2 separate regions of the Homo sapiens genome follow, and region 2 is linked to region 1. A link is an interaction called in ENCODE POLR2A ChIA-PET data of the cell type or tissue named here. Cell type or tissue: OCI-LY7. All regions are shown on one strand.

Region 1 (8,000 bases):
CAATTCATTAGAAAAACTGAAATTATGATATAGAAGGTACAACTGTAAAAAATACGAATGAGACTCTGAAATTATATTGGCCAGGTCACTTGTTAAAAATTACACCCCCCACACCAGTTGTGTTTATGCAGTTGCTTAAACTGGTAATTTTTAGGCTAAATACGATACCTTCATTATTAAAATTGCTACCAAAGTTCAGAAAGATTTGCCACTGAATGTTTTAATGTTTGCTCTATAATCAGCATGCTTTAGAAACCTTATGTAACCATTTTCATCTAAAAAGTCAGACTCAAGGATCATGCTTATTCCTTTCTCCATGGGCTAGAACTGGGAAGTGAGTAACTAGATTTGAGCAACTTCTTATCTAGGGGCTTTGGCTTATTTCCTCTTACTACAGTGAGAAAATTACAAGCAAATGTCTGCTAATGCTGGACTTTTTTAAACTATAAAAGAAAAAAAAAAAGATGATCCTCCCTAAAGAGCCAAAATCCTTTAATATCATCAAAACATCTTAAATACGAAGCCAGAAATTTAATAAAGGGATAAGAGAATTAAGGTGGTGAATATGGCACAATTAAATGTAAATCTTAGTAATATTTAATAAAACATATTATTCCTACTTAAAATTAAAAACCAAACAGATCAAGTCAGAATCCAAGATACCTAACCAGTAGACAAGCAAGAAATGACCTGACTCTTCACTGAAAGGCAACTAGAAATAAATAGTATAATGCAGATAGGTGTATTCTAAAACCACAAATGCATACCTTCATACATTAAAAAATTGTATGTGGCTTAAGATTTAGTGACTGGTATATTTTCACAGAAGCATATCCCCAGTGGAGGGTCAAAATATTTTTTTTGTTACCTTACTTTACAGTAAGAATGGAGCATAAGGTTGGCTCAGACCAATGATGTAAATACATACCAGTAGGTAATATATAGTTTAGTGGTCCATATTTTAATACATTTTATATTGTGCTGATTTCAGCTTGCAAGCCTATGAACAAAATTAAACTTCCTTTACTTGCGTCCTAACTTCAATACTTCTAATACAAAAGTATTTGTGGTAAACAAAAAAAAGCAGTATGTTCAATAGTGAACTTTTAGTTTCTTGTGTTTCTGAACCCCTCTTTTGAAAGATTTGTCTGTACATAAGATCTGTGGCCTAATTATTTTTATTGTGACTTAGAAAGTTTTGAGCCATAAGTACAAATTCTGAACCTTTTTTTAAAAAAGAACATAGTAAAAATTAAATGATTACAAGGTAAAATTTTAGCTGAAAAAAGTGGCAAATTCTCTGTGGTACTCTTTTTGAACACTATTTCTTTATATTCCTCCTTACAAAGTGTTTTAGAATGATACAGTGATTACAAACATACATATAAACAATGATAAAAGCATAACAATCATGAATAGTGTCTGTGTGAAACATCTGTGTTTTTCCTGTCCATTAAAATCCAGAGTCTAAAAGGAATTACTGTAGATATGTTTATTATTAAACCAACTCATTTCTAAACAGCATTAGCACATTGTCACTTTCCATTCAGTAAGAGGAAGTTTGAATCTTAATTAAAGTATACTTCCTTACCAGTTGTCAAAGGTGAGTAATGAGATGGATGAAAAACTAATAAATCTTGCTATTTTCTATAAACAAAACCAAATGCCAAACATTACACACCTTTCTGATTCTCCGTGAAGAAAGTCCTTTTATAATCCCATTGTGATCAAAATCAGAAACATTGATAGGATTCTCAGAGACTATAAACACATGACCTTATTTTGCAAACTATTCTCTTTACTGAGTGGGAAAGAAAGTAAGGGATTTTGCATATGACCAAATTCTACCACTCTTCCACTCTCATTCCTGGAAAATGGTTCTTGGACAGATAGCTCCTGATTTTGGAAATCACTTACCTTTGCTCTAAAATGATATACAGCATCTATTAGGCAATACGCTGCAAATGTTTCAAAGCATTCAGTCTTATTGTCACTGACTTAGAATGTCAAATCTTTAAAATTAGGTTGACTTCACATTTCTCCTACCTAGTTTCATTTCCTACCCTTCATGCTTTCAAGTCCTCAAGCATGAACGTGATGCTCTCCAATGGATTCCGTTAAACACTGCAATTTCACAGTTCCTTGTACAGCTGCTTATGCAGTTTGGATAATTAGTGTTGCATAAAGTGAAAACAAACAAAGATATCTCCCTCACTCACATATTATTCAAGGAAAGTCTACATAAAACTGCTGCAAGCAGGATACACACATTTTATTTCAATGCACTAAAATAATGCCATGTACATTAGAAAACACTCAGTTTTGCAAAGCCTAATTATTCAGTTTGTTCTTTTAGACTATTTGTCATGCCATTATTTCTTCACTATTTCATTACTCAAAATATCAGAAACTGGACAAAGACTAAAATCAAATCCCATTTTAAATTTTTCATTGATATAAGTAATAGAGCAGGAGTTTTACTGAGTAAATAGTTATAGGAAATCAGATCAATATCAATGAAGTATATCAGTGTTTTCCGTAAGTCCACAACATGTTTTCCTGAAGACTACCAGTAGGATTCCACTTGTCAAATTGCCTTCTTTTTGTTTCTATTCCTCTTGACTTAATATACAACTATCCCCTGGAAATACCTTTCTACAACCTCTGAGACACAGCACCTTTTGTATTACATGCTTTTACTGTATGCATCTCAACTTTCTCAATTGCAACAACACTATTTTCTAGCAATTATTTTGTAACACTGACTTCACTAACCTGAATCAAAATAATATAGCCTACCTATGCACCCCCATTAATATGATGCTTTAATTAAAACATAAAACTCATAAAGTGTCAAAAATAATTCCTTTTGTTATGACATGAGTTGGGATGGTGAGGAAGTCTCACAAAAACAAGGGATAAGGGATAATTTTTTAAAAATAACTTATACCTCTATTTTTGCCAGTTTAATATGTCTTAAGTAAAGCTCCAATCTCCTCTATTTACATACTTAACACTACTTTCATTGATTTTGCAGTGTTCTATACTGAATCTCCTTTCAAATACATGAGTTGGAAAAACAATACATTAGGTAAAAAAAATTGCAGTCTGTAATTTCATAATTTCAAGATAAAGCATTTAATTTTCTCACTTCATAAAGATCTTCTAAATTATGGTGTCTCTATGGAACCTCCCTTTATGACACACAGAAGCTGCCCTGCACCAGGTGAGAGAGCATGGCAGGCGGGGTGAACATTAGCCGTCCTCTTCTCAACTCCTCCTATACTATTGTGTGTCCCACCCTTATCAAAGAAGGCTATCTTTGGCTAATTCATCTTAAAAATTTGGTAGAACAAGGTAGAGAATAAGTGTATATCACCCATTCTTCATATGTATGCCTGGGTAATTTTGAAGGATATCATCTCCAGGTATATGAATTCCTTGAGGACTGAAACCTTGTTGGAAGTTCATACTACCCCTTAGTGGCTGGCACATTATGTTGTATATAATGACATTGGGCACTTAGAAAATAAGCTGGATGTTTGGACTTAGAATGAATAGAAAGATTTGAGTCTTTCCATGCCAATAGCATTCCCACAAACGTGGTGAACATTCCTAAAATCCACCAAATTTTCTGTGAGAAGTGTGGCAAGCACCAACCCCATGAAGTGACACAGGGCAAGAAGGGCAAGGATTTTCTGTATGCCCAGGGGAAGTGGTGTTATGACAGATAGCAGGGTGGCTCTGGTGGGCAGACTAAGCCAATTATCCAGAAAAAGCTAAAACTACAAAGAAGATTGTGCTAAGGCTTAGTGCATTAAGCCCAGACCAACCGCAGATCTAAGAGAATGCTAGCTATCAAAAGATGCAAGCATTTTGAACTGGAAGGTGGTAAGAAGAGACACGGCCAAGTAATACGGTTCTAAGTGTCTTTTTTTTTTTTTTTTTGAGACGAGTCTCGCTCTGTTGCCCAGGCTGGAGGGCAGTGGCAATCTCGGCTCACTGCAGCCTCTACTTCCCAGGGATTCAAGTGATTGTCTTGCTTCAGCCTCCCCAGTAGCTGGGATTACAGGTGCTCCCCACCACAATCGGCTAATTTTTGTACGTTTAGTAGAGACGGGGTTTCACAATGTTGGCCAGATTGGTCTCGAACTCCTGACCTCAGGTGATCTGCAAGCCTCAGCTTCCCAAAGTGTTGGGATTGCAGGCGTGAGCCATGGCGCCCAGCCCTAAGTGTCATCTTTTGTTTTATTATGAATAAAATAAAATCTTGAGTTTACATTCACACAAAAAAAGAAAGATTCACACAAAAAAAGAAAGCAAATCTAAAACACAAAATTTTAGGTTGTACCATCTGAAATACAACCACTACAGAATGAGATCTTTTAGGAATGTATATAAGAACACGCTACTAAACAAAATATTCATTTCATTAGATTTTTTAAAAATTTAAGTTTGGTATCTAAAAGCATATGGCCATTTTATAATCAAATACAGAAAGACAAATTTTAGTAACTTGAGAATGGCCACAAGGTTACTGAAGAACAAGAACTTAAAGCTATGGCTGAAGATGCCCATTTCAATATTACATCCACATTTTTTTCACTTACATGCAATTTCCCTCTCTTTAATAAAAATTAGAAAATGATATAATTGCACCAATGGGTTTGATATGGATCTGATCCAAATCAAGCTCTTTAAAAACAATTTTACAGATAATGTAAAAATAAGTTTTGCCTTTCTAACACCCTATGCCCTCTTCCAGATATTATCACTCTACATGCAATAAAAAAGCATATACATATATACATGTGTGTATGGATAGATACATGTATATAATTTGTATGCTTTTTTATATTTAAACATGTCTAGCCCTATTCACCCTATAAATCCCTTAATCTTAATGGGGGTGAGTAGCAAGAAATACTTAGCCTACAATATCTGCACTCCAGTGTTAGTGTGGTAGGCAGCATTTGATATGGTTCCCAATGATAACCCTTGTGTAGTCACCTCCCCTGAGTGTGGGTGGAGCATAGTGATTTGCCTCTGGCGAACCCAGTACAGCAAAGGGGATGGGATGTCAGTCGCTGATGTCACAGAAGACTGTGACTTCCATCTTCTGGTTCTCTCTTGCATTCTATGATGTTTCCAGACACTCTGTGCAAAGAACAGAGGCAAGCCTCCAGCCAGGAGCTCATGAAATCATGAACTGAGGCCTCAGTGCAATAGCTCATGAGGAAATGAATTATTTCAACAGCCAGGTGAGTGAGCTACTTGGGAAAATTTCCAGGAGAGCTTTGAGATGGTTGCATCCTTGATGGAGACCCAGAGCTTGAGGACCCACAGAAACTGCGAGATAATAAATGTTGGGTTATATAGTAATAGCTAACAAATGCACTGTTTAAAGAAATTCGCTCATTAAAAATTTCCATGGCAGTACCCTCCTTAAGTTAGAGGATGCTTCTCTTCATTTACATACAGAAAGTAGCTTCTTTTATCCAGAAAAAAAAAAAAGGAAAGATCTGGGTGCAAACATACTGTCAGATAGAAATAAAACCTACTGTTCAATACATCAGTAGGGTGACAATAGTTAACAATCTACTGTACATTTCAAAATAGCTAGAAGAGCATAACTAAAATGTTCCTAGCACAAAGAAAAGATAAATATTCAAGGTGATGAATATCCTGATTACCCCAATTTTATTTTTACACATGATGTGAATGGATCAAATTACCAAATGTACCCTGAAAATACGTGCATTTTGTATTGACAAAAAAATCTGTAGCAGAAGGTGTGTGTTTAATATTGCATTTCATTTACATATATCTAAGTAAAACAAGCTTACCGCCATTCTCTAATGAGTCTGCCAAGTAAGCTAACCAAACTCTATAAAAACAATTTTTTTCAAAATTACAAATTTTTGAAAACATATTTTATGACCTTTGTATTTTCCCAAAGAATGACTAAGTCTAAACAATAAAAGTCAAAACAATATTGAAAGTGAAAAATATCTGGTCTCATAAACATTCCCACATCAAAAAAGCCTGATTACTTTGAAGAGGGTATTATGGGTTTCTGTAAACAGATTTGGTGTTGCATGTTTGGTACGTCTGCCATATGATTCGGTGCCATGGAAAGTTTTGTGTGTTTAGTAAATAATTCCCATTTAAATTCCAAGTAATTGTTCATTGCAGAAAGTTGAACTTCTAAGTCTAACCTCACCCATGATTACCATAAAAAAAAACAGTGTTCTGCTAACCGACAGCATACACCCATTTGTTCTCCAAAGGATCATGCATACTTAAAGGATGATTCCTCTATCTAGTGGACACAGAGTAAATGCGGACCTTTGAGATGAAAAAATGGATGTCAGTGGTACCCTATACATTCAGATCTTTAGGACCAAAGCTGTAATAGAAAACTGTTCCTATATCATTATCAGTTGACCTAAGGTAATTACAAGGAGTTTCACAATCAAGAATGTTTCTTGGATGTCCTTTACAGTGCACAGAAAACCTTCAAAGCCCAGACAATAGAGAAGAACAATTGTACTTACGTCATCGAGTAGAGCAATATGGTTTATACTTGTGATACAAGACCAATACATACAGCTTTATATAATTTAATTTTGTTACCAAAAATATTTATTTTATTGTTCTATATCCTATTTTGGAGATTTTTATAATAATTCTCACAAATCTTTTACAAATTTTTTTTTAAAAAAACAAAAATGTAGAGAACTGCTTTGGTAACTTTCTTATTTGTATGTCTCCTAGATCTGCAGTCGTAGGAACAAAAGAAAACGTAGAATTCAGGCTAAGGGAGAGGGTAAGAGAGTGCCTCTGCTTTATCCCATGGCTTCTCCGTGGCTTGGTTTTTGCAGGTCTGCCAATTAGTGCCATCCTTTCCAATGTCCCCATCCAATTAAAATACTGACTAAGCTACATTGCTTTCAAAAGTTCTATTTCCCACTATATTATAAGTAAGTGAAATGACAGTTTAGTGGGGAAGAAATAAGAGAAAATGATGGGCTAAAACGATACACACTCCTTACCATGCTGCCACATTTAATATGCTCCTCAGCCTTCTTCTGATGGATCCTAACTCCCCCACTGTCTTCCACTGTACTTTGATCAAGACGTCTGACAAAAGAACAGTTCCCTCTCTGAACTCTACTAAAATATACACACCGTAATGAATAATTTCTCCAGGAAAAGAAAGGAAATAATAGTTCAGGTGAAGTTTGTGGTCACATATGGAAAGGAAAGAAAAACCAGGCTCAGTTCCAGAATGTCTGTGTGTCAGAGTGAGATATGTATGTATAACGCATCTCTGGACACAGCCAGCACCACCATCCTCTGTCTCCGCTTTCTCATCCAACATAGGCTTTAATGTGGAAGTTCTGACATCTGCATTTTACAAATGAAGAACCTGGGGCCTATAAAACTTACACTGCTTGTCCGAGGTGATATAACTAGTTTTTCCAGTGTGGAGGGCAACAGACACTAGCTCAGTGAAAGAAACAATCAGTTATAATAGTTTATGGGAAACTTTTAAACTTTGAACCTATGTGCTTCTATTGCTAAATCCCTAAGCATATAAAATGCACAGGTTAAAGATAAAACTGCTTACAGCACTTTAGATATTTTACAGGCTTTAAAATTTTTACTGTCACAGAAGTTCACATGCAAAATTGAAAAATATATAGTTGCAAATATTTGCATTAAAAAGTCATTATAGAGGTATTTTCACATTTCAACAAAATTAAGACTACACACTCTAAGCTATTGGCTTGAACTATTCATGCCAGAAACATTCTGTCTCTGTAAGTTCACTGCTAGATCATCAAATACAGATTTTTAGGTGATTAGTACAGGTTCCTCAAATATAATTTTGTATCATGGATCTTAATGATGACTTGCACAGCAAAGTTTGCTTAATAATGAAAAGTGAATAATATTTTACACATAGAATTATTTAAGATTATACTTTAAAGGGA
Region 2 (8,000 bases), 99 kb after region 1:
AAGATGGTTTTGACATTTAGAAACAAGATGTCTGTTCAATTAAGCCTGTACAGTGTAGTAAGAGACCAAGTTAATTAAAAGTAAATGGGGTCACAAATATGGTACAACTCTAAATTAAAGGGACTCAAGTTGTTATGCAGACTAGATGAAATCTCATCAAAATAAGAGGGTTTACTTGGGCCTGTCAAAGCAAGACTACTCCAGGAAAGCATGACAGCTGATCCCTACTCCCAGAACCAGTTCTGTACTCCTCAGTGCTTATCGCCCTGGTGGGGGTAGTGGGGTACCGTGGCCATTTTCTACCCTGCATGGTGTGTTGAAAGAAAAAAAAAACTGATATTATCTCCAGACCCCAGAAGAGCTAGCACAGGAAGGTGACATCAAGCCAGAATGTTTACCTTTTACTTTTACCAAAACGTATTTATAAAATACAAAATACAGACCAGCCTGGCCAACATAGTGACACCCCGTCTCTACTAAAAATACAAAAATCAGCCGTGCATGGTGGCAGGCACCTATAGTCCTAGCTATTTGGGAGGCTAAGGCAGGAGAATCACTTGAACCCAGGAGGCAGAGGTTGCAGTGAGCTGAGATCTTGCCACTGCACTCCAGCCTGGGTGACAGAGCAAGACTCCATCTCAAAAAAATTAATTAATTAAAGAAAATAAAATACAAAATAATCCTCCTAGGATTTCTGGTGGCAACTGAAATTCTACTACTGAAATTCTAGTACTACGTGCAGTCCTCAGAAATTTCAAGTCAGTCTTTAAACCAATGTGAAGTGAACTCCCTGACTTTTCAGGGGAAAGGGAAGGTGTATTGTTCCATGTTTCAGGATCTTCCTTCGCCTTACACTGTTACATGGTAATAAAATGCCTCAATTATGTCCAAATATGTCTTTTACTGTCAGATTTTTGAATCATGTTTCAAGTACATGGCCATGCCATCTGAGTCCAGTACCAGTTTAGCATAATTGTACTAGAACTTTTCAGATACATTTTTTTTTAAAAGGCAGCATCTTTGGAGTTAGTGTAGAATTAGGACACTAATTTCAAAGCATAAACTCCATTGTTGTGTAAAACAAATACTCTCATCATACAAAATAAGATCACAAAATTAAAGTAAAAGCCTAATGACAAATCTTACAATGTTATCAAAAGGGGTTAAATAATTAGCTATGAAAATACCAAAAAAAGAAGTCAAAGATGAGACAAGAGGCAGAAAGAGAAAATAGGGACCCTGAAAACAACAGCAATATTTGCATTCTAGCATCACCTCAGTTAACAGGGAAAAAAATGTGATACCAAAAAACAAACAAACAAAAAACGCTTATAACGTCTATCTGTAAGACATTTTCCCCAATCCAGAGCACGACAGGACTTTTAGGGTCCAAGCTCCCTTTGAAGCATGGCATTATTCAAATCTCATTCATAAGAGTAGAGCTCTCTACTTCCATTCCATGTGGAAAGTGATGCTATGATGCTGATTTCTAGTGGGGGGATCGCCCTTTCAGCATGTGTTTCCCAGGACTGCTACAGTGAATTACTACAAACTGGCAGACTTCAAACAACAGAAATTTGGCTGGGCGTGGTGGTGGTGGGTCACGCCTGTAATCCCAGCACTTTGGGAGGCCAAGACGGGCAGATCACAAAGTCAGGAGATCAAGACCATCCTGGCCAACATGGTGAAACCCCGTCTCTACTAAAAATACAAAAATTAGCTGAGTGTGGTGGCAAGCGCCTGTGGTGGCAAGCACCTGTAGTCCCAGCTACTCGGGAGACTGAGGCGGGAGAATTGCTTGAACCAGGGAGTCGGAGGTTGCAGTGAGCCAAGATTGTGCCACTGCACTCCAACCTGATGACAGAGCAAGACTCCGTCAAAAACAAACAAACAAAAAAATTTATATTCTCTCACAGTCTGGAGACTAGACATCCGAAATCAAGATACAAGTAGGACCCTCTGAAAGCTTTTGGGAAGAATTCTTTCCAGCCTCTTCCTAGCTTCTGGTGATGGCTGGCAACCCCTGCCATTCCTTGGCTTGCAGATGTGTCACTCCAATATCCACCTCCATCATCACATGGCCTTCTCCCTGTATCTGTGTCTCTTCTATTCTTGTACAGATATTAGTCATATTAGCTTTAGGGCCTACCCTATTCCAGCAGGACCTCGTCTTCACTTGATTACATCTGCAAAGACACTATTTCCAAATAAGGTCACATTCACAGGTGCCACGGATTAGGACTTGAACATACTTTTTTAGAGGACAGTTGAACCCACAACAATGTCCCTAAAAAGGGACTCACCAGTGGAACCAAGAGAAGCACTGTGTGGAAAGGCCAATCAGGTTAGCGTGCACTGATATTTGTTGCACATAAAAGGGGAGCAGAGCATCAAGATGTACCTGAGGACTAACACTCTTGCTGGAGAGAACAGAGAAATATAAACACCTCACCAAAAAGGAAACACTGAAGATGGAATGTAACATTCAGAGAGTAATGTGCTGCTTCCTTTTCATCCACAGATCTCAAGAGTGCTTTACAAACTTGATGAGGGCTCAGAACATGCAAAAGAGGTAAATAATCACAGCTCCAAAGATGTCAAAAGTGAGACCAGGGATTATTGACATGTCAGTAGCAATAAAACGCCTTAGAGTTTCCGCCTTTTTTCTTGGTCTTCAAATTAGGTCTGCCAGACAGCCAAAGGAGTTCTAAAGAAATGTGGGTCAGGACCTTTAATGAAACATCTAACTGGTAATTGCCAAAAATCCTCATAAATATCACTGAGCCATATATAGAAAAGGATGAATAAAATGTTTGCCTGCTGGGTTGATGATAGTTAACCCAGCAGAGGCAGACATTTTAGGTTGTCCTTAAATGAAGAGTAATATTGCATAAAATTTCTTTACCGCATAAATTTTCTCTACCAGGCAATACTTCAAACATGTCAATATTTTGGAGTCTTAGAATTCAACATTTTAAGTATTTAAGATTATCCTGAGACAATCTTAGCATGCAGTGAGGCTGATCATGTTACTGTGCAAAATAACTGATCAACTTACAGGGCTTTCTGTTTTAAAAATCAGTAAGGAAATATGCTTATAGACTCAATTAGAATGAATCTTTACTAATCAGATTTTGATGGATGTTTCATAAAGATTTCCAAAGACTGCAAGCAATATTTCAAAAGCAGCAATATGTATTTCAAGATTATGAAATAATCTTATTTCCAAATGTACTTATTTCTGATTTCCAGACTCCTATTTCCAAATGTCCTGTTCAATTCAACTAATGAAACAAAGAATCACACTCTAAACCATCCCTGGCCTTGATAAGAAGCTGCAGTATGATAGTGCCATTATCTTGTTTGCAATAAGTATTCTATTCCCTCCAAAAGAGGTTAGGCCAGGTGTGGTGGCTCACACCTGTAATCCCAGCACTTTGGGAGGCTGAGGCAGGCAGATAGCCTGAGGTCAGGAGTTCAAGACTAGGCTGGCCAACATGGTGAAACCCCGTCTCTACTAAAAATACAAAAATTAGCCGGGTGGTGGTAGGCACCTGTGATCCCAGCTACTTGGGAGGCTGGGACAGGAGAATTGCTTGAAATTTGGAGGTGGAGGTTACAATGAGACTGCACCATTGCCCTCCAGCCTGGGCCAGAAGAGTGAAACTCTGTCAAAAAAAAAAAAAAAAAAAAAAAAAAAGAAGCAAGTTAGCCATTAAAAGAACTGGGCCCTGCCACAGGAAACAGTCTAATTCCTCACAGTGGGACAGAAAGTGGATCCAGCTACCACCCCCACTGGGTTGGAACTGTTGCAGATATCCTTTTAACCCAGTTAAGTTGGAGCAACCACCCAGGGCCTGAAAGGAAATGTTGATACTGCAGGCAAAGTTGTAGCTTTAATCAAACTGAGTGAAGAAAAAAAAAAAAAAAAAAGGCTATTGATATGGTTTGGATCTGTGTCCCTGCCCAAATCTCATGGGGAATTGTAAGCTCTAACCATGGAGGTGAGACCTGGTGGGAGGTGACTGGATCGTGGGGGCAGATTTCCGCCTTGGAGCTGTTCTCCAAGTGAGTGAGGTCTCGAAGTGTCTCACTCCTCCTTTGCTTTCTGCCATAATTGGAAGCCTCCTGAGGCCTCTCCAGAAGCAGAAGCCACTATGCTTCCTATGCAGCCTGCAGAACCATGAGCCAATTAAACCTCATTCCTTTATAAATTACCAAGTCTCAGGTATTTCTTTATATTAGTGTGAGAACAGACTAATAAAGCTATCTACAGAGAGGAAGAAAAAGAAAAAAGTGAATAAACCAATCTCACAGGTTAAAATGAGATGTGTCTGAGTAAATTATCTCAAAGTGAATTTTCTTGAAGCCAAGCAATAGAAGGGATACTACACATTGATGGTTCAGTAAACCCGTGAGACTCCCTTAACTCCTACTCAATGCACTACTGGTTTTAAATGTACACACACGCAAACACATGAAAGCACAGAAAAGAACCCAAGCAAGGTATCATCCCTCTTACCTTCCAGAGGTCAGGTGATCCTTCTACAAGTTTGGCTTTAGTGCAACAGTATTTTAGGGCCAATTGCAAACACTCAGTTCCAAATTCCAAGTCATAGTCACTACACTGGTGTGGAAACAACAACAACAACAATTAAGCTAAAATGCGATTTTAAGTAAAACCAAGCCTTTTATTTCATAATCCATTGCAAACAAAGGAAGGGCCTAGGGGGCTCAAACTATTTAATCAGCTACTGACTGAGTTATAACATCCCCATTAGCTAAAAGCAAAACAGGGAATAGGAATACTGCAACCATCACGTGAAGCAAAACAAATAGTGAATAGGAATAGTGCAATCATATGAGTTTTGAGATTCCTCAGTAGTTCTAGGCGTAAAAAAATGTAATACTTTGTTTCCTTTGCTTATAAGTTACCTTTCCAAACATGTTTATAAAATGCCTGAAGGTATGGCTGAGGATTATCATATCTTAACTGTTGATAAATATATATCTACAAAATCTAAATCTCATATCTTGTATTTATATCAGGACATTTGCAGGTCATAGTTCTCTTGTTTTAGTAATTAAAATATCAATATATCTTTTAATTATTTACATTTTGTTTATAAACATGGAAAATTTAGTCTTTCATTGTGCGAAAAACTGTAAACATATCTCATAAATTCAGTAAAAATAAAACATTTTTTGGCATTTTAAGCAGAGCCACTAAAATAACCAAGTAATAATACAATTCAGCTGAACAGTACTCAGGGTACCTATCCTGTCTCCAAGTTCTATTTTAAGTACCAGATATATAAAGGTAAATGACACATGTATTATGCCCTCAAGGAACTCAGGTCTAGAAGGGGAGGCTGGCATCTAACAAGCAGTTTGTAACAGAACCTGATAGATGCAGCACTAGAAGAATGTCTAGAGGTAGCTCAGTGGATAAAACACTTAATTCTATGTGACGGCATCAGGAAGGCCTATCAGAGGAAATGGCTTGATCTCCAACAGCAGAATAAAATTGAACAAGGAGGATTATGTTTAAATCAAAAGGTGCTTTGCAAAGTTACGGAGGTTTGAGACATTTGGTAGACTAATTTTTTTTCTTCTTTTTTTTTTGAGACAGAGTTCTTGCTCTGTCTCCCAGACTGGAGCCACCATGCCCAGCTGAGACTTATTTTAGAAAGCATATCCATGTAAGGATTGCACAAGGCAACAAATATGAATATGGCATCAAGCACCCCTTGCCAAAGCTATTTTATTATCCTTACATGGAAGCTACTGAAAGAATATAAAACCTCTGGGACCCACAGTCACAAAAGGAGTTCATAAACATGTGCAGTCTCCTCTCTTGTGATCTCCTATTGGGTGCCCATAACTAATATTATTTGAAGGAGATTCTCATTAGATGTATATTCTAAATTCAAGTCAATCGCTAAATAAAATTAAGTTTAAAAAATCAATAGTGGTGATAAAATGAAATCATAAAACATAGTATATTAATCCAAAGGCCAACAGAAAAGTGAGAAAAAGAACCAAGAACAGGTGGAACAAATACAAAGCAAGTAGCAAGATGATTTTAGACAAGAAAGTTAATGAACGAGAGAGGGTATTGCACAAAATGTTTTGACACTTGTGATTCACCATGGGGGGGTTATAGTTATAATGATATCATTGATCACATGAGAAACACACACGCAAACAGACAGACACTGAAAACCATCTGCCTCCCTAGACTTGGCCCCCCGAAAACAGTGTCTAACAGCCTTCTGCCAAGGCAAAAGCCCTAAGGACACTTATCAGAGATCCCCCAAAAAGCAAGGTCCAGCCCAGTTATGCTATAGAGAAACACACAGTCAACACGCCCCAAGTAGAAAACTCACCAAGTCTAACCAGTCCCCAGCTAAACATGAGCAGAAAACCCATATTTAACTGTCACCCAAGGAAAGATTGTAATGTGAAAGATCAAAATGGCAAAAATAAAGCACTCGAGAAAATCGAAACTGCAATTTTTTAAAAACTATTAATAGATCTAGGAAGATAAAGAATTTTAAATCAGGTGACGGGGTAATATTTAAAAAGGCAGAAAAGGAAAGAGTCGTGTGACTCATCGACAAAGTCAAATACCCAAATAAAAATATTGAAATTTCAGGAAAAACAGAAAAAGATAGACGAAAACAACCAAATAATTCAGATATTCCAAAGATGAACAACATTGAATTTCCAGATTAAGAGAAATTATAGAGTATGGAAGCTAAGGGGTGAAAGTATGCCAAGCCCACTTAACGAAAACTATCTTACAAACAAGATGTAATCCAAATGAGTTGGGACTTCATAGAAACAATACAACTTAGAACAAAGAAGCAAATTAATCACAATTCTTGGGGTAATGATTTTAAACATAGAATTCTACTCCCAGGAGAGCTATCAAGTTTGAGGGCAGAATATGAACTTTTCCTCACATTCAAAGTATCAAAAGAATTTTATTATCCATGCATTGTTTTCTTTCCTACACTTTTTAAGACTTTAAATATTAGGTTCATAGCAAAATGGAGCAAAAGGCAAAGATTTCCATATACCCTCAAGCTCCCACATATACACGACCTCTCCTACTATTGAAACCTTGTAAACATAGTGGTATGTGTATTAGCATCAATAAACCTACATTGACACATCATTATCATTCAAAGCCCGTAGTTTAATTACGACCCATGCATTGTATTATACATTCTATGAGTTTTCACAAATGTACAATGATATACGTCCATCACTGTAGTTATTGTACAGAGTAGTTTCACACGACAGTGAAATTTATCTGTGTACTATCTATACATACCTCCGGCCCCCACAACCCCTTGCAACCACTCATCCTTTTAATGCCTCCATAATTTGTCTTTTCCAGAAATAAATAGCTGTAATCATAGAATATTTAGCTGTTTTACATTGTATTCTCTCACACCAAAATATGCATTTAATTTCCCTTTTGGTGACTTTATAGCTAATTTCTTTTTAGGAGTGAATAATATTTCATCATCTTGATGTACCACAGTTTGTTTATCCCCTCATCTAAGCTATTTATGTTGGTTCCAGTTTTGGCAATTATGACTAAAGCTGCTATAAACATTCACGTGCAGGGTTTTAATGTGGACATAACTCATTTGGGTCTTATGGTAAGAGTATGTTTTGTAAGATGCTGCCAAACTGTCTTCTAAAGTGACTGTCACTTTGCATTTGCATTTTAAGTTTTACATTTAGGTCTGATCCATTTTGAGTTAATGGTTGTGACAGGTTGAAAGTGTGTGCCTAGATTTATTTTTGGCATGTGGTTGTCTAGTTGTTCCAACAACATTTGGTTGAAAAGACAGCAAATCTTTGCTATATTGTATATTGCCTTTGCTTTTCTGCCAAAGACCAATTGATTACATTTATGTGATTCTGTTTCTGGGGTCTTTATTTCATTCCATAGATCCATTTATCTATTCTTTAAGCCAGCA

The links. ChIA-PET counts read pairs that join two places held together with the same protein. Peaks named below come from ENCODE experiments on the same cell type or tissue, not always from the same donor. Only the 100,000 strongest peaks of a DNase experiment are listed, where the experiment ranks them.
Region 2: POLR2A ChIA-PET joins it to region 1 with 10 read pairs; 2 of 35 experiments call an interaction of 5 or more read pairs at or near these places.

Annotation. Positions count from the first base shown.
Region 1 is chr7:16,205,343-16,213,342 of GRCh38, forward strand. The region is part of intron 9 of CRPPA (CDP-L-ribitol pyrophosphorylase A); the gene reads right to left. CRPPA-AS1 (CRPPA antisense RNA 1) reads left to right here and starts at 5,144. Exons shown (of 5, transcript NR_038947.1): 1 at 5,144-5,261. It also overlaps the pseudogene RPL36AP29. In OCI-LY7, no CTCF peak of the experiment used is centred here; no DNase peak of the experiment used is centred here.
Region 2 is chr7:16,304,001-16,312,000 of GRCh38, forward strand. CRPPA (CDP-L-ribitol pyrophosphorylase A) reads right to left here. Exons shown (of 10, transcript NM_001101426.4): 4 at 4,523-4,627. Among named protein-coding and RNA genes, the nearest start is that of CRPPA-AS1, 98 kb to the left of the region's middle. In OCI-LY7, no CTCF peak of the experiment used is centred here; no DNase peak of the experiment used is centred here.